Regions from separate parts of the Homo sapiens genome. Here region 2 is linked to region 1. Evidence: read pairs that join two places in POLR2A ChIA-PET (ENCODE). Cell type or tissue: GM12878. All regions are shown on one strand. Each heading gives the region's core, and the rest is flanking DNA. Links, peaks and the distances in the headings are about the cores only. Region 1 holds the start of LOC107985078 (a long non-coding RNA gene). Region 2 has its middle 14 kb from the start of GPRC5C.

What was found. Peaks named below come from ENCODE experiments on the same cell type or tissue, not always from the same donor. Only the 100,000 strongest peaks of a DNase experiment are listed, where the experiment ranks them.
Region 2: POLR2A ChIA-PET joins it to region 1 with 5 read pairs; 2 of 35 experiments call an interaction of 5 or more read pairs at or near these places.

Annotation. Positions count from the first base shown.
Region 1 is chr17:74,331,314-74,339,639 of GRCh38, forward strand. The region is part of intron 2 of KIF19 (kinesin family member 19); the gene reads left to right. It overlaps LOC107985078 (a long non-coding RNA gene), which reads left to right and starts at 6,062. Exons shown (of 3, transcript XR_007065897.1): 1 at 6,062-8,326. RefSeq lists an enhancer at 1,537-1,831. In GM12878, for the core only: no CTCF peak of the experiment used is centred there; a DNase peak (open chromatin) is centred at 3,370; H3K27me3 peaks cover 430 bases.
Region 2 is chr17:74,413,895-74,422,220 of GRCh38, forward strand. It overlaps the pseudogene RNA5SP448. Among named protein-coding and RNA genes, the nearest start is that of GPRC5C, 14 kb to the right of the region's middle. In GM12878, for the core only: no CTCF peak of the experiment used is centred there; DNase peaks (open chromatin) are centred at 857 and 3,457; H3K27ac peaks cover 188 bases.

The sequences.
Region 1 (8,326 bases), core at 142-8,141:
GTGTATTTGGGAGCTGAGCCAGGACATGTTCGTCCTGAGTGGGGAGAGGTGGACCGGGGACACAGTAACCCGCTGGGCTGGGCCACCGTGAGGGGTCCTGGGGCAGCTTTCTTTAGTCTAGGCATTGTTCTCCTGGGGACACTTCAAATGAAGGAGATTGTGGCAACGAGGCTTGGCAGAAGGGGACATTCCCACAGGCGGAGAGTCCTCTGGGACAGGAACCCAGGGTGCTTGGATTCTGGGGAAGCTGGAGTTCGGATTTGGATTTTTTTTTTTTTCTTGTGATGGAGTCTTGCTCTGTCACCTAGGCTGGAGTACAGTGGTGCAATCTTGGCTCACTGCAACCTCCGCCTCCTGGATTCAAGCGATTCTCCTGCCTCAGCCTCCCATGTAGCTGGGATTACGGGCGCGCGCCACCGTGCCCAGCTAATTTTTGTAATTTTAGTAGAGACAGGGTTTTGCTATGGTGGCCAGGCTGGTCTCGAACTCCTGACCTCAAGTGATACACCCGCCTCAGCCTCCCAAACTGTTGGGATTACAGGTGTGAGCCACTGTGCCCAGCCGGTTTGGATTTTTAATGGGGATAGTCCAGTTGCCTTGGAAGGCCAGTGATTCCAGGACCCCGTTCAATTCCATTAGTAGTCACAATGCCTTCTTTAGAGGGTCCCTGTGGCTAACGGAGGCACAGTGCATAACACAGTGCCTGGCATGTGTCTTCACAGGGGTTAATAAATGTGAATGTGTCTCAAGGGCTGAAATATGGGATGGCTTCGGGTCCCAGAGGTAAACAAAACCTGGCCCTTGAGCCTTCCTGCTCCCTCTTCCTGTGTCAGAGCACTCAGGACGGTTCCCAAATGAACACCTCAGTGTGTGTGTGTGTGTGTGTGTGTGTGTGTTTGTGTGTGTGTGTGTGTGTGTGTGTGTGTGTGTGTTCCTGGAAGTAAGGTGGGAGCTCCATGTCTTAGTAGCTCCTGGGGTGAGATCAGACCCTAACGTGTAAACACAGGAAGCGGGGAAGTACCAGGTGGGCCTGGTTTAATTTACCTCTGGGGCCCCAGAGGAGCCAGGGACAGCCTGAGAGGCTGGTGGGGCCTCAGCGTTCCAGGTGGGGGAAAAAGCTACAGATCAAACAGCCGTCTCCTCCAATCCCCCATCCCTCCCAAAGCCTGCAGCCCACAGACCCTCCTCCTAGCTCTCCCAGGCTGTTTGTCTGCAGGAGTTAAGTCAGCTGACCATGTGTATGTCCCATCATTAGCATTTACCTGCTGCCACCCCCCTCTGCTCCCGGGGTGCTGTAGAGCCAGGTAAGGGCTCCCACCAGGCCTAGCTGTGGGGCCTAGGCCAGGAGGGCTGGGTGAGGGTGGGAAAGGAAAGAGGAGCGAAGGCAGAAGGGCCACCAGGGGAGATCTGGCCGGACAGCGTGACTCCTGGGATGGAAAGGAGAAATGTAGGCAAGAGGAGCCCTGAGCTCCCGAGAACAGAGGCTATACAGCCTGGGACCCAGGAACCAGAGCACCCAGGCTCTCTCAGCCCTGCCATGTCCTGGTCGCATACTGGTGGGCAAGTTGAAACTCTCCCTGGGCCTCTGCTTCCTCATCAGAAGACAGGAGAACAGGAAACCTGCCCCACCCACCCCGAGAGCTGTCGAGAGGATTAAAGGAGATAATGTAAGGGGGAGCGCAGCCACGCAACTGGGAGGCTGTTGGGAAAGATAAATAAAGTATAAGGTGACAGATGTCAGCTGCCCGAGCCCAGAAGTGCTGCGGGAGCAGCTGTCTTTAGCCCACCTGCCTGCCTGGGGGCAGTGAGGTGGGAAACTCCCTGCACACCGACCATCTGGACGCTTCTTGGCCCTGGTTCCCCAAAGAGCTGAGCTGGTGGAGAGTGGCTAGGGGAGGGGGTCAGGATTCTTTACCTCTCCCCGCTTAGCCACCTGCCTGTGTCCCCAGCCCCTCCCAGCCCCAGGCAGCCACTAAAGTACTATCCATCTCCATATTGCCCCTTCTGGACATTGAATGTGAATGGAATCATGCAGTATGTGGTCCTAATTTTTTTTTTTTTTTTTTTTTGAGACACAGTCTGGCTGTCACCCAGGCTGGAGTGCCGTGGCGCTATCTTAGCTCACTGCGACCTCTGCCTCCCAGGTTCTAGTGAGTCTTCTGTCTCAGTCTCCCAAGTAGCTGGGATTACAGGTGTGTGCCACCATGTCTGGCTAATTTTGTATTTTTAGTAGAGACGGGTTTCCTCATGTTGGCCAGGCTGGTCTCGAACTCCTGACTTCAAGTGGTCCACCCGCCTTGGCCTCCCAAAGTGGTGGGATTACAGGTGTAATCTTTATCAACTTCACTCCTTATGATACAACTTCATTAAGTGATACAACTTCACTCCTTATGTTGTGCATAATCCTCTAGGTTGCAAGGATCCTTACACTCAGCATCTGGATGGATACAATCCACTGTGCCTGGCTGGTCCTAATATTTTTGAAGTTCAAGTTCATTCACATTATAGCTCCTATCAGAACTTCACTCCTTTTTTTTTTCTTTTTTTTTCTTTTTTTTTTTTGAGATGGGGGTCTCACTTTGTCACTGCCACCTTGAATTCCTGGGCTCAAAGGATCCTCCCACCTCAGCCTCCTGAGTAGCTGGGACTATAGGCACATGCCACAGTGCCCAGTTGATTTTTTTAATTTTTAGTAGAGGTGTGGTCTGGCTATCTTGCCCAGGCTGGTCTCAAACCCCTGGGCTCAAGCAATCCTCCTGCCTTGGCCTCCCAAAGTGCTGGGATTGCAGGTGTGAGCCACTGTATCCAGTCACCTGAACTTCACTCCTTTTGCTGGCTGAATAATGTTTGAGGTGTGGATTCACCGTGTTCTGTTTATCCTTTCATCAGTTGATGGGTGTGTGGGTTGTTCTTTTTGGCTCTTGTGCATAATCCTCTAGGTTGCAAGGATCCTTACACTCAGCATCTGGATGGATACAAGGAAGGGTGCTTGTTAACCTGCAGATTTATGGGCCCATTTCCCCACAGATTCTGACTGTGCGCGTGTGGGAAGTGCCTGAGAATCTGCATTTTATAAGCTCCCTGGGTGACTCAGGTGAAGGTATCTGCAGACCCTTTGAGAGACACAGCCCTAGTATATTCTTGGTTATACACACTCCCCATCCTAAGCCTCCAGGTCTCAGAATCGTATAGCCAGGCAGGAATCTGACCAGGACATCAGCCAGGTGTGGCTGTGTCCTAAGCAGCCAGCTGGGCTTTGGTGGCTTTATGAGCTCAGCAGGGTCAACTTTGGCCTTCTCCATCCAGCCTGAAGGCTGACAGGCCCCAGGGACACCCTTCCTGGGATCAACGTTGCCTTTATTGAGGACTCCCAGGATGGTATGTTTACAACTAGAAACATGGCCAGCAACAAATTCTCCTTTAAAGAAACAAACAAACAAACAAACAGAAACAGAAACAGAAACAGCCTTACAAGGCCTAGAATCAGGATTTGTTGTGGTTTAGTTTTACCTGTAAGAATGAAGGGGCTGTGGCCTGGCTCCCTGGGCTGCAGATAAAGCCAGAGCCAGATTATCTGCTGAGGCTTCCTGAGTAGGATAGGGGTGTTGGTATAATATGATTTCTCCTCTCAAGGCTACAGCCATGTTGGTCCTCCTGACTTCCAACTGGGAAAAACTTGAGGCCCAGAGAAGTGTTGGAGCTTCCTAAAAGTCACACAGCAATGTCAAACTGAGCCTCACTTGTGGCACCCCCTCCCTCGGAGATTTTTGCCACTAGCCTTGGAGGCTGTGGGAGGAATGGTCTAAGTCAGTGGTTCTCAACCAGGGCAATTTTGCCCCCAGGAACATTTGGCAGTGTCACAACCGGGGGAAGGGTGCGACTGGCATCTAGTGGGTAGCGGCCAGGGATACTGCTCAACATTCTACAATGCACAGAACTGCCCCCACAGCAAAGAATGATCCAGCCCAAAATGTCAACAGTGCCAAGCCTGAGAAAGCCTGGTCCGTGCTCAGGCATTTGGAGGCCAGAAAGAATCCTGTTAAAAGTGCAAAGCTGATAAATGCAGCTGCAGCCTAGTAGTGTGACATGCTTTGTGCAAAGTATTTCTCACCTAGATGCTTGGGATGAGCCTGGTCCCCCGATAGGGACACAGCTTATGGATGAGACCTCCTCTCCCTGGCCTGAGGCCCCCACTTCCCTACGGGATCTTGAGTTTCCAGCTTAAAAGACTCCGACTCCGTCTGGAACTCTGGAAAGGTCAAAATCTGCATTGAACTAAGAGCAGGGCTGGGAGAGGAGGCCGTGGAGGTGGGGTCTCAAGCCAGAGCCTCTGCTGAGTTGGGAGCCTGGAGCTGCAGCAGCAGATGGGCTTGGAGGGACAGAGCTCTGGCTTGAAGCTGCCCGCCTCCCATGTGAGCAAAGTTGCCATTGAAACCTCCCAGAGACAGGCACCCAGTATGAGCATGAGAATGCATTCCCCGGGGGGGCTGTGAGAGAGAATGCCCATGCTGAGCCCACCTGCTTAAGGCTGGGGGAGGAGCTGGCTGAAGCCCCACCTGGGGTGTGGCAACACTCAGCTCCCTATGGCAGGTGAGCCTGCCTTGGATGTTGTATTAGTTTGCAAGCTGCTGTAGCAAAGTGCCACACACTGTGTGGCTTCAACAACAGCCACTTACTGTCTCACAGTAGGTGGAAGTCCACAATCAACATGGCAGCAGGGAAGGGTTTGCTCCAGGCCTCTCTCCTTGGCTTTATGCTTATTTATTTATTTATGAAACAGAATCTCACTCCCTGACCCAGGCTGGATTGCAGTGGCATAATCTCCGCTCACTGCAACCTCTGCCTCCTGGGTTCAAGAGATTCTCATGCCTCAGCCTCCCAAGTAGCTGGGACTACAGGCGTGTACCACCACACCCAGCTAATTCTTGTACTTTTAGTAGAGATGGGATTTCACCATGTTGGCTAGGCTGTTCTTGAACTCCTGACCTCAGGTGATCGACCTCCCAAAGTTCTGGGATTACAGGCGTGAGCCACCATGCCTGGCTCCCCTTGGCTTTAGATGAGCATCTTCTCCCTGTGTCTCTTCCTAGCAGCTTCCCTCTATGCAGACCTGTGCCCAAATTTCCCCTTTTCATAACGACACTCGTCATAGTGGATAAAGGGCTCCCCCTACTCCAATGTGACCTCATCCTTCCTCAACTGATTACACCTGCAACAACCCCATTTCCAAATAAGGTCACATTCTAAGGCACTAGGCATTAGGGCTTCACAACATGAAATCTCGGGGGGACACAGTTCCACCTCTAACAAGCGGGTACTCCCCCCAGCCAGGCAGCTGTTTGTCCACTCGTGCCCTTGGAGAAGCATGGTGGGCAGGCTGGGTTCTGAGACCCACAACTCTGAATCTGCCCAGCTCTGCACTTTGCAGTGAGGCTGTGGGTAATTTACTTAACCCAACTGATTCCTCATCTCCAGGCAAGTGATAATAAGAGTGCCCTCTCTTTTTTTATTTGTTTGTTTTTGTTTTTTTGAGACAGAGTCTCGCTCTGTCACCCAGGCTGGAGTGTGGTGGCACAATCTTGGCTCACTGCAACCTCTGCCTCTCAGGTTTAAGTGATTCTCCTGCCTCAGCCCCCCAAGTAGCTGGGACTACAGGCGCGTGCCACCATGCCCGGCTAGTTTTTGTATTTTTAGTATTTTAGTAGAGACGGGGTTTCGCCATGTTGGCCAGGCTGGTCTCGAACTCCTGACCTCAAGTGATCTGCCCACCTCAGCCTCCCAAAGTGCTGGGATTACAGGCATGAGCCACCGTGCCCGGCAAGAGTGCCCACTCTTAAGCTGTCAGGGAAAACACACGCCAAGCCCTTGGCACCATGCCTGGCACAATCACCACTCCCTATAAACGAAAGCTTTATTCAGCAAACGTCTCTTGGACATCTGCTGTGTGCCAACCAGGGGGGCCTTTAGAGGGAGGCTCAGAGGATGTACAGAAGCCTCCCCTAGTAGGGACTGCATGTGCTCACGGGGTGGGGGGGGTGCCTGGGTGGGTGGGGCATGCGTGTGCTGGCCTCTGTAGATGCACACGTCAGTTCTCGGATCTGTGCAGTGAAGAGCCTTGGCACATTGAGTGGAAGGTGAAGCTCCAGCTCTCTCTTCCCGACCCAGTGTTTCTCACAAGAAACCCCAGTGATCTGAGCTGAGAACCAGTGCCACAGCCTGCCCATCGCCTCTTTGCCTTGCTCATGTAATAGTCCGAAATTCTCTCTCCACTCCACCTCTCTCATTCTTTAGGACTCAATGCTAGTGCCACCTCTTCCAGGAAGTCTTCCTCTAGGAGTAGGATTAGGTGCCTCCCTGTGCTCTGGCACTTTCCAGGTTATTGACATGATCCTTGAGGGTCGGAAGGCAGGAAACCTGGCCTCCTTTTGCACTCTGTCCCTGAGACCTTGCTCAGCAAGCGTGTTGACCTGGCCTGAGCACCCCATGCTGGTCTCCCTGGCAGCTCAGAGCACCTGTCCCCACCCCTCTCCAGCTCAGCTCTGGCTCACCTGGAGGAGGGGCACAAGGGCTCCATTGTGTGCTAGAGGGGACAGGAATAGGGTGATGCTCTCGAGGGTGGGGCGGGGGCTGGAGCCCGGACAGATGGAACCCAGACAAAGCCCTCTTTAAGCGGGGATCGTGGCAGCTGTGCTGACAGTGTACTACAGGAGCCTGGTTAGCTAAAGGAACCAAATGCCCAGGACGCTGTGAACTTGGCAGTGTCTGGAGGTTGTATGAAGGTCATGGGTGGGATGGGCATTGGTGCATGCCACTCACCCTCCCTAGCACTGAAGGCCCCCCTCCCAGAGGGTGCTCCTCAGGCCACTGGTCCTCCCCGTGTCCACAGGAACACCGGCATTGGGATGAGAGCGGGAGCAGCTGGCTGGGTTCTGGTTGCATCCCATGGGGACCCATACCGGGGAACTCAGAGCCAGGTTTTACCTTCAGTGGGGTCTGACACCAGAGCAGGGCTCATGCTGCAAGCTTTGGGGCCTGGGACAGGGGCCAGATCCTAGAAGAGGCTCACTGTGACCACCTAGCTTCTGGCCAGCTGGCAGGGAGCCTGAGTGAGTGGCCTCATTCTTTTCCCCGCACAAAGCCCCCGGTCCATCCTATCTAGAGCCCTCTCCTGTAACTGGCTGACCTGAAATCCCATCTGATTGGGAAAGACTTCCACATGAGGCTGCCAGGGTCAGGCCTCCTCTTCCCGCTTCCCTCCTCCACTGAGAATCCCAGAAGGGGCCTTGCCAGATACCTGATGGTCATAGGTTAGTTTTGATGCATTGAGCACAGGTATGAACCTATCCCAGGAGTCCAGGTGGTGAAGGAAGGGGGTTTGACCCAGGGCACACGTAGAATGCTGAGGGAGTCTGGTGGGAGCCCCAGGGCTGTCATCCTCCTGGGACTGGGCATTCTAAATCCGCAAGCTCGATCTGGGTGGACCCAGAGGGACCCACGAGGATCTCCTGGATCCATGGAGCCCGGCTGTGCTCACAGCTCTGCTGCCTGCTGCCCCCTCACCAGCCTCTCCTCACCCCAGAGCGGCCACCCCTCATGCCTTGTCTGTTCCCAAGCCCTTTTTGGGACTGTCACCAGCCCTGGCTCCCCTGCTGACCCAGGAAGGGAGCATAGCCCCTGTCTCTGCTTCTATGGGGCACCCCTATGACAGCCCACCCTCCTCAGTACCCTGCCCGCTGTTAGGACTCAGTTTACCTCCTTGGACAGTATCTTATCCCCGGTTGAGTTAGGTAGGGCTAATGCACACCCTGGGTGTTGGGGCTTCCTGGAATTACAGGAACTACTGAGGGACAGGGCAGGAACTCCCCTACCTGCCCCACCCCACAAGGCCCCTCGTGGGAGTAGGGGTGGAAGTGTGTGCGTGAGAGGCAGTTTAGAAGGGTAGCCGGAGCACCAGCTGGGACCCAGACTGCCAGGCCCCAGTCCTGGCTCTGCCATTTCCTAGCAACATGACTTTGTGCCTCAACTTCCCCATCTGAGAAGAATCATCGTGATGATTCAAATTGAAGTGCTCAGTCACAATGATCCATTGTGATTATGTGCTGGGAGGAGGGGGCTGCCCATGCCCTACCTCCCTCGCCACCTTCCCTCCCACTGAAAGAGGGGACCGATGAGACACCCATTCCCTACCTCCCTCGCCCCCTTCCCTCCCACTGAAAGAGGGGACCAATGAGACACCCATTCCCTACCTCCCTCGCCCCCTTCCCTCCCACTGAAAGAGGGGACGCATGAGATGCCCATGCTGGCTGAGGCTGCCGTCATGCACTCC
Region 2 (8,326 bases), core at 106-8,105, 83 kb after region 1:
GAAATCAATGGAGACAAATTCTGTCGGCAGAATCCAGAATCCACTGAAAGCCATGAGGACCCTCCAGTGAGAGAGGGCATCCACAGCTTGGAAAAATGGCCTAGGTATCAAGGGCTTTCGAAGTGACTTAAGGAGCTGGGTGTGGTGGCTGGTATGTGCCTATGGTCCCAGCTACTCAGGAGGCTGAAGCGGGAGGATCACCTGAGCCCAGGAGTTCAAGTCTGCAGTGAGCTATGATCATGCCATTGCACTCCAGCCTGTGTGACAAAGTGACACCCTGTCTCAAAAAAATAAAAATAAAGGCCGGGCCTGTAAACCCAACACTTTGGGAGGCCAAGGCGGGTGGGTCATTTGAAGTCAGGAGTTTGAGACCAGCCCAGCCAACATGGTGAAACCTCGTTTCTACTAAAAATACAAAAATTAGCCAGGTGTGGTGGCAGGCGACTGTAATCCCATCTACTCAGGAGGCTGAGGCACGAGAATCGCTTGAACTCAGGAGGCAGAGGTTGCGGTGGGCCAAGGTCGCACCGCTGCACTCCAGCCTTGGTGACAGAGTGAGACTCTATCTCAAAAAAATAAAATAAAATAAAATAAAATAAAATAAAAACAAATAAATAAATACACAAAGTGACTTAAAAGAATTGCCCGCCTATGCTGCTATCTGCTGATGATGTCATTGACAAGGCAGGTCAGTCTAATCATCACTCTTTCCTCAGCTTCCATGATCATGATTTCTCCCAGCACCTCAGTAATGAAGGTGACACTGACTCATATGTACACAGGGCTTTTCACATCATGAAGCCTGGGTTGTCGTTTAAATTGTGCCCCTCACCGCCCCTGCCCAAAGATATCTGAAGTTCTAACCTCCTGAAACTGTGAATGGGGAAGTTCTAATCCCCTGAAACTGTGAATGTTACCTTGTTTGGAAATAGGGTCTTTGCAGATAAAATCAAGTGACAATGAGGTCATAGTTGATTAGGGTGGACCTAATCCTATAGGACTGGAAGTGAGGAGACACAGAACATAGGGAGGCCATGTAACAACAGAAGCAAGCAAGCACGGAGGCTCACGCCTGTAATCCCAGCACTTCGGGAGGCTGAGGCAAGAGGATCGCTTTAGCCCAGGAGTTCGAGAGCAGCCTGGACAACATGGCAAAATCTCATCTCTATGAAAAATACATAAAGCAGCTGGGTGTGGTGGTATGTGCCTATGGTACTAGCCACTCGGAAGGCTGAGGCAGGAGGATCACTTGAGGCAGGAGCCTGAGGCTGCAGTGAGCTATGATTACACCACTGCACTCCAGCCTGAGCAACAGGGCAAGACTCTGTTTCCAAAAAAACAACAACAGCAGGCCGGGCACGGTGGCTCACGCCTATAATCCCAGCACTTTGGGAGGCTGAGGCGGGCAGATCATGAGGTCAGGAGATGAAGACCATCCTGGCTAACACGGTGAAACCCCGTCTCTACTAAAAATACAAAAAATTAGCTGGGCATGGTGGCGAGCGCCTGTAGTCCCAGCTCCTCGGGAGGCTGAGGCAGGAGAATGGCGTGAACCCGGGAGGCGGAGCTTGCAGTGAGCTGAGATGGCGCCACTGCACTCCAGCCTGGGCGACAGAGTGAGACTCCATCTCAAAAAAACAAAACAAAACAAAACAAAAAAAACAACAGCAACAACAACAAAAAAGAGACTGGGGTGATGCTACTGCAAGCCAAGAAGTGCCAACAATTGCCTGCGGCCACCACAAGCTGGAAGGGACAAGGAAGGATTCTTCCCGAGAGACTTCAGAGGGAACATGGCTTTGCTGACACTTTGATTACTGGGGTGAGCCACCATGCCCGGCCAATAGTTGACTTCTGTGTTTCCTTTTTATTTATTTTTTTGAGGCGGAGTCTTGCTCTGTCGCCCAGGCTGGAGTGCGGTGGTACAAACATGGCTCACTGCAGCCTTGACCTCCTAGGTTCAGGTGACTCTCCCAAGTAGCTGGAACCACAGGCACATCATGCCTGGCTAATTTTCCTATTTTTAGCAGAGGCAGGGTCTCACCATGTTGCCCAGGCTAGTCTTGAGCTCCTGAGCTGCTGACAGGTGTGAGCCACCGCACCTAGCAAGTTGACATCTTGACTACAACTTCATGACACCTTCATCCAGAACCCTCACTTAAGCCACTCCCTCATTCTTGATCCACAGAAATTGCATGTTATCCTACATGTTTATTGCTTTACACCACTACACTTTGTGGTAGATAGCTAATACCTTTATCCTATCCCATCAGAGACAGCATGCATAGTGGTTAAAAGTCAACTATTGGCCAGGCGCGGTGGCTCACGCCTGTAATCAGAGGCCAAGGCAGGTGGATCACCTGAGGTCAGGAGTTGACCTGAGACCAGCCTGGCTAACATGGTGAAACCCCATCTCTACTAAAAATACAAAAAATTAGCCAGGTGTGGTGGCACGCGCCTGTAGTCCCAGCTCCTCGGGAGGCTGAGGCAGGAGAACTGCTTGAACCCGGGAGGAGGAGGTTGCAGTGAGCTGAGATCGCCCCATTGCACTACAGCTTGGGCAACAAGAGCAAAACTCTGTCTCAAAAAAAAAACAAAGTCAACTATTGGCTGGATACAGTGGCTCATGTCTGTAATCTCAGCACTTTGGGAGACTGAGAGGCAGGAGGATCGCTGAAGGCCAGGAGTTCAAGACCAGCCTGGGCAACATGGCAAGAACCTATCTCTATAAAAAAAATTAAAAATAAAAAATTTAGCCAGGCATGGCGTGCCTGTGGTTCCAGCTACTCAGGAGGATCTCCTGAGCCCAGGAGGTCGAGGCTGCAGTGAGCCATGTTTGCACCACTGAGCTCCAGCCTGGGTGACAGAGCAAAACCCTGTCTCAAATATTGGCTGGGCATGGCAGACACCAGTAATCCCAGCACTTTGGGTTGCTGAGGCAGGAGGATCACTGGAAGCCAGGAGTTCAAGAGCAGGCTGGGCAATACAGTGAAATCCCATTTCTACAAAAGAAAAATCAACATCACTTACTAGCTATTGACCTTGAGTAAGTTGCTTCAGCCTTCTCTGAGTCTCCTCTTGTGAAAGGATAACTGTATCTGTCTTATAAAAGTGCCGGAAGGCTGGGTATGGCAGCTTATCCCTGTAATTCCGGCACTTTGGGAGGCCGAGGTGGGTGGATCGCTTGAGGCAGGGAGTTGGAGATCAGCTTGGCCAACATGGCGAAACCCTGTCTCTAATAAAAATACAAAAATTAGCCAGGCCTGGTGGCTCACACCTGTAGTCCAGCTACTTGGGAGGCTAAGGCAAGAGAATCACTTGAACCCAGGAGACAGAGGTTGAGTGAGCCGCTGCACTCCAGCCTGGGCAACACAGTGAGACTCTATCTCAAAAAAACAACAACAAAAAGACTGCTGGGAGGACCAAAGGAGTTAATATTTAACTTCTAATGGTCCCTGTGGCATAGTAAATGTGAGTCATTATAATTTGCATGGGTGACTAAGAAGCTCAAAAGAGGCGAAAAGACAACTCCAGGGCAACACAGCCCGTGACTCATTGGTCAGGCTGAGTCCTGAACCTGGGTCTCCTGGCTCCCTGCACAGTGCTCATGGTTCAACTGAAACCTGGAACTAGAATGGCCAGTGAAATCCGATGCTCTGTGTGACTGTAACTTCTGTTATTCCCTCCTGTGTGGCAGGCTGTTTCAGCAGCCGTGCACTGTCTCCCATCCAAGTACTAATCAGGCCCAACCCTGCTTAGCTTCCTAGATGAGACGAGATCGGGTGCGTTCAGGGTGGTATGGCTGTAGACGCAGCCATGCACTGTCAACAGCTGGCTATGCACCTGTGCTGGGGTGGGGAGGGCAGCCAGTTGGGTCAGACTGTGGCTCTGTGCCTGACCCTGAGAAGAGAGAGCCCTTGGTCCCTGCAGGAGGGGTGTTAGGAAGGTGCGCTAGGGCAGGCAGACAGCAGACTGCATAGCGTCTGAGAGGGGCTTTTCTGGATCACATTTCATTGCCAGAGCAGCTCCAAGGACAGGGAAGGCACCGAGCTGCTGCTTGTAGCCCTGGTTAGGAAATGGCCAGGAGAGCAGGACAACTGTTTTGAAAGGCAATATGACATTAGGGCAAAAGGGCTGCTGGGAATAAATCCCTGCTGCACAGGCTGCTTTAGTTTAAGCCGACCAAAATGACCTAGGACAGGCCAGGCGTGGGTGCTCATGCCTGTAATCCCAGCACTTTGGGAGGCCGATGTGGGTGGATCACCTGAGGTCAGGAGTTCGAGACCAGCCTGGCTAGCATGGCGAAACCCCATCTCTACTAAAAATATCAAAATTAGCTGCCCGTGGTGGCGGGCACCTGGAATTCTAGCTACTTGGGAGGCTGAGGCAGGAGAATCACTTGAACCTGGGAGGCGGAGGTTGTAGTGAACTGAGATCCCACCACTGCACTCCAGCCTGGGCGACAGAGCGAGACTTCATCTCAAAAACCAAAAACCCCAAAATGACTTATGACAAGCGGAGGCCCGGGAGCCACAGTTCCCCTGGAAGGTCTACTCCCTTCTTTCTTCTAAGTCTGTGGCTTCTGCCCCACATCTGAGAACAAAAAGCAGTGAATGGCCAGAGTGATGCAAAGAAAAAAGAGCAGAAACAAGACAAGCTAGTGGCCTGTGCAATTCACCTTTGAATGGGCAATATTCTCTATGAAAATTGGATGCAAAGAACCTCCAGGTGTGCTTGTAGCTTTCTAAAGACTCCTCATGGCTAGGTTTTCCTTAACGGAAAACATCAAGGAAGGTTACTGAGTGTGGTTTCTCTGAAATTGCCATCAGGACCTAAAATACCCCATAACGAGGAGCTCCGATCCTTTCGGCTGATTTACTTTTTCTCCGGAGCCTTACCATTTTCTAGAAAGAGGAAGTTAGGAGTGATGGGGCAAGACCAGACAACAGCAGATAATCATTCCATGATAATTGCCTTTGATGTCCCGGAAGAGACAACGTGCAAAGAGTCAGCTCCCAAAATATCTTGATAAGATCTTGCCTTTGGGGTTGGCTCATTTTCTCTGTGCTCTCTGCCCCTCCCTCCCTAGGGCTTCGCTTTGTGTGCAGCTAACCAAGGCTTCTCACAGCAAGCCTCCCCACCAAGGATTCCATACTCAGGCCGGGCGCGGTGGCTCACGCCTGTAATCCCAGCACTTTGGGAGGCCGAGGCGGGCGGATCACGAGGTCAGGAGATCGAGACCATCCCGGCTAAAACGGTGAAACCCCGTCTCTACTAAAAATACAAAAAATTAGCCGGGCGTAGTGGCGGGCGCCTGTAGTCCCAGCTACTGGGGAGGCTGAGGCAGGAGAATGGCGTGAACCCGGGAGGCGGAGCTTGCAGTGAGCCGAGATCCCGCCACTGCACTCCAGCCTGGGCAACAGAGCGAGACTCCGTCTCAAAAAAAAAAAAAAAAAAAAAAAAGGATTCCATGCTCTCTGACTCTCACTGCTTCTCTCCCCATCAAACCTCCTTTCCCAGGAGTTGGTTTAATCGTATTGCCATCCTACCACACACAATCCGATCACAGCTACGGCTCCTCAGCCCCCAGACTCCACTTTAACCCTCCTGGGAAGCATTTGCTTGTTTTGAACATGGATTTGGGCCAGGTGCGGTGGCTCATGCCTGTAATCCCAGCACTTTTGGGAGGCCGAGGTGGGTGGATCACCTGAGGTCGGGAGTTCGAGATCAGCCTGACCAACATGGAGAAACCCCATGTCTACTAAAAATACAAAATTAGCCGGGCGTGGTGGCGCACGCCCGTAGTCCCAGCTACTCGGGAGGCTGAGGCAGGAGAATCGCTTGAACCCAGGGGGCGGAGGTTGCGGTGAGCCGAGATCACGCTATTGCACTCCAGCCTGGGCAACAAGAGCAAAACTCCAACTCAAAAAAAAAAAAAAGAAAGAAAGAAAGAAAGAAAAGAAAAGAAAATGGATTTGTATTTCATTGGCTCTCAAACTTTATTAGACGTAACAGTCACCTGGAGCACTTTGATAAAATAAAAATTCTGATAGACAGGTTTGGGTGAGTGTCAAGAACAGTGCAAGGTTAGAGATAACCAAGCGCACGCGTGCTTGTGTCTTTCCACAATGTCAGGCTTTTACTGACGCATTTCAATCACAAAAGCCATGAGCTACATGGAGTTCCCAAGGAGGCAATTCTCCTTAGTACTTCCCGTTCGCCTGTACTTAGAGCCGCACATATGGGTCCATCAATACTGCAAACCATACATAATAATACACTTAAGCAATATATACACGTTATACATTAACCATTCCACAACAAACAAAGTAGCATTTAACATCGAGAGGAGAGAGATAGGAGAAAGAGTTAACAAACCAGTCCAGCAGGAGCAAAGAAGACAAAAGGAGTCCTGGTCTGGGCCCTGCTCTTCAGTCCTGCAAGGAAGAGTCTTTGATGTGGTAGAGGCTTCGAAGGCAGAGACTGGGTTGTTATCAGGAGGCAGTGCAAGGCTGTGCTAGGACCACTAGAAGAAGGCCTGCTCTTTTTTTTTCCCTGAAACTGAGGTTTCACTCTTGTTGCCCAGGCTGGAGTGCAATGGCACAATCTCGGCTCACTGCAACCTCCGCCTCCTGAGTTCAAGCGATTCTCCTGCCTTAGCCTCCTGAGGAGCCGGGATTACAGGCATGCGCCACCACACCCAGCTAGTTTTTGTATTCTTAGTAGAGATGGAGTTTCTCCATGTTGGTCAGACTGGTCTCGAACTCCTGACCTCAGGTGACCCACCCGCCTCAGCCTCCCAAACTGCTGGGATTACAAGCGTGAGCCACCGCGCCTGGCCGAAGGCCTGCTCTTTTAATGGTTACAGAATCCTTTGGTGAGAACTGATCGTGAGAGTGTGCTTCTTTGTCCATCCTTATCTGGTTGGATGCAGTCTTTGTTTGTTGATTTATTAAGCAAAACTTTTCTGGGGGTCAAGGGACAGGGTCTCACTCTGTTGCCCAGGCTGGAGAGCAGTGGTGCGATCTTGGTTCATTGTAACCTCTGCCTACTGGGCTAAAGCGATCCTCCTGCATCAGCCTCCTGAGTAGCTGGGACTACAGGTGCACGCCACCACACCCAGCTAATTTTTGTATTTTGGTAGAGACGGGGTTTTGCCATGTTGCCCAGGCTGGTCTCAAACTCCTGGGCTCAAGCAATCCATCCTCCAAGGCCTCTCAAATTGCTGGAAGTACAGGCATGAGACACGGCACCTGGCCAAGCAAAACATCTTATTCTCGTTGGGAAAGTACTCTATGAAATATAAAATGAAATGTTTTTCTAAGGTGGAGTTACTTATATTAAGGGTGTTTTATACAGTGGGTAATAGTCTTTTTAAAATTCATTCATTTTTCGTTTTTTTGAGACAAGGTCTCACTTTGTGACCCAGGCTGGAGTGCAGTGGCAGGATTTCGGCTCATTGCAACCTTGACCTCCCGGGCTCAGGCGATCCTCCTCTCTCGGTCTCCCAAGTGGCTGGAAACACAGGCATGCACCATTATATCCAGCTTATTTTTGTATTTTTTTAAGAAACGGGGTCTTGCTATGTCACTGAGTCTGTTCTCAAACTCCTCGGCTCAAGCAATCCTCCTGCCTTGGCCTCCCAAAGTGCTGGGATTATAGGCATGAGCCACCACACTGGGCCAGGTTATGGTCTTAATAAAGCTTACAGGAGATTGCGAAGAAGGTGAATCTAGAACTCCCAGGAACCATGTTTTCATAGGGATGACTTCAGACAGGCATGGGAAGTATTTTGGGAAGGGGGAAAGAGGGCACAAGAAAGGAGGCGATGCCTAATCCTTTAATTATCTTTTCAATAGTGGTAAGGCAAAAAACAGGGAAGAATAGAGAAAAAGAAATGTAAGGCTCTCGTTTTCTTTTCTTTTCTTTCTTTCTTTCTTTTTTTTTTTTTTTTTTGAGATGGAGTCCCACTCACTCACCCAGGCTGGAGTGTAGTGGCATGATCTTGGCTCACTGCCACCTCTGCCTGCTGGATTCAAGCGATTCTCCTGCCTCAGCCTCCTGAGTAGCTGGGATTACAGTTGCCTGCCACTACGCCCAGCTAATTTTTGTATTTTTAGTAGAGATGGGGTTTCACCATGTTCACCAGGCTGGTCTTGAACTCCTGGCCTCAAGCAATCCACCTGCCTCAGCCTCCCAAAGTTCTGGTATTACAAACGTGAGCCACCACGCCTGGCCAAGGCTCGAATTTTCTTTTTTTTGAGATGGAGTTTCGCTCCGTTGCCCAGGCTGCAGTGCAATGGTGCGACCTCAGCGTACCACAACC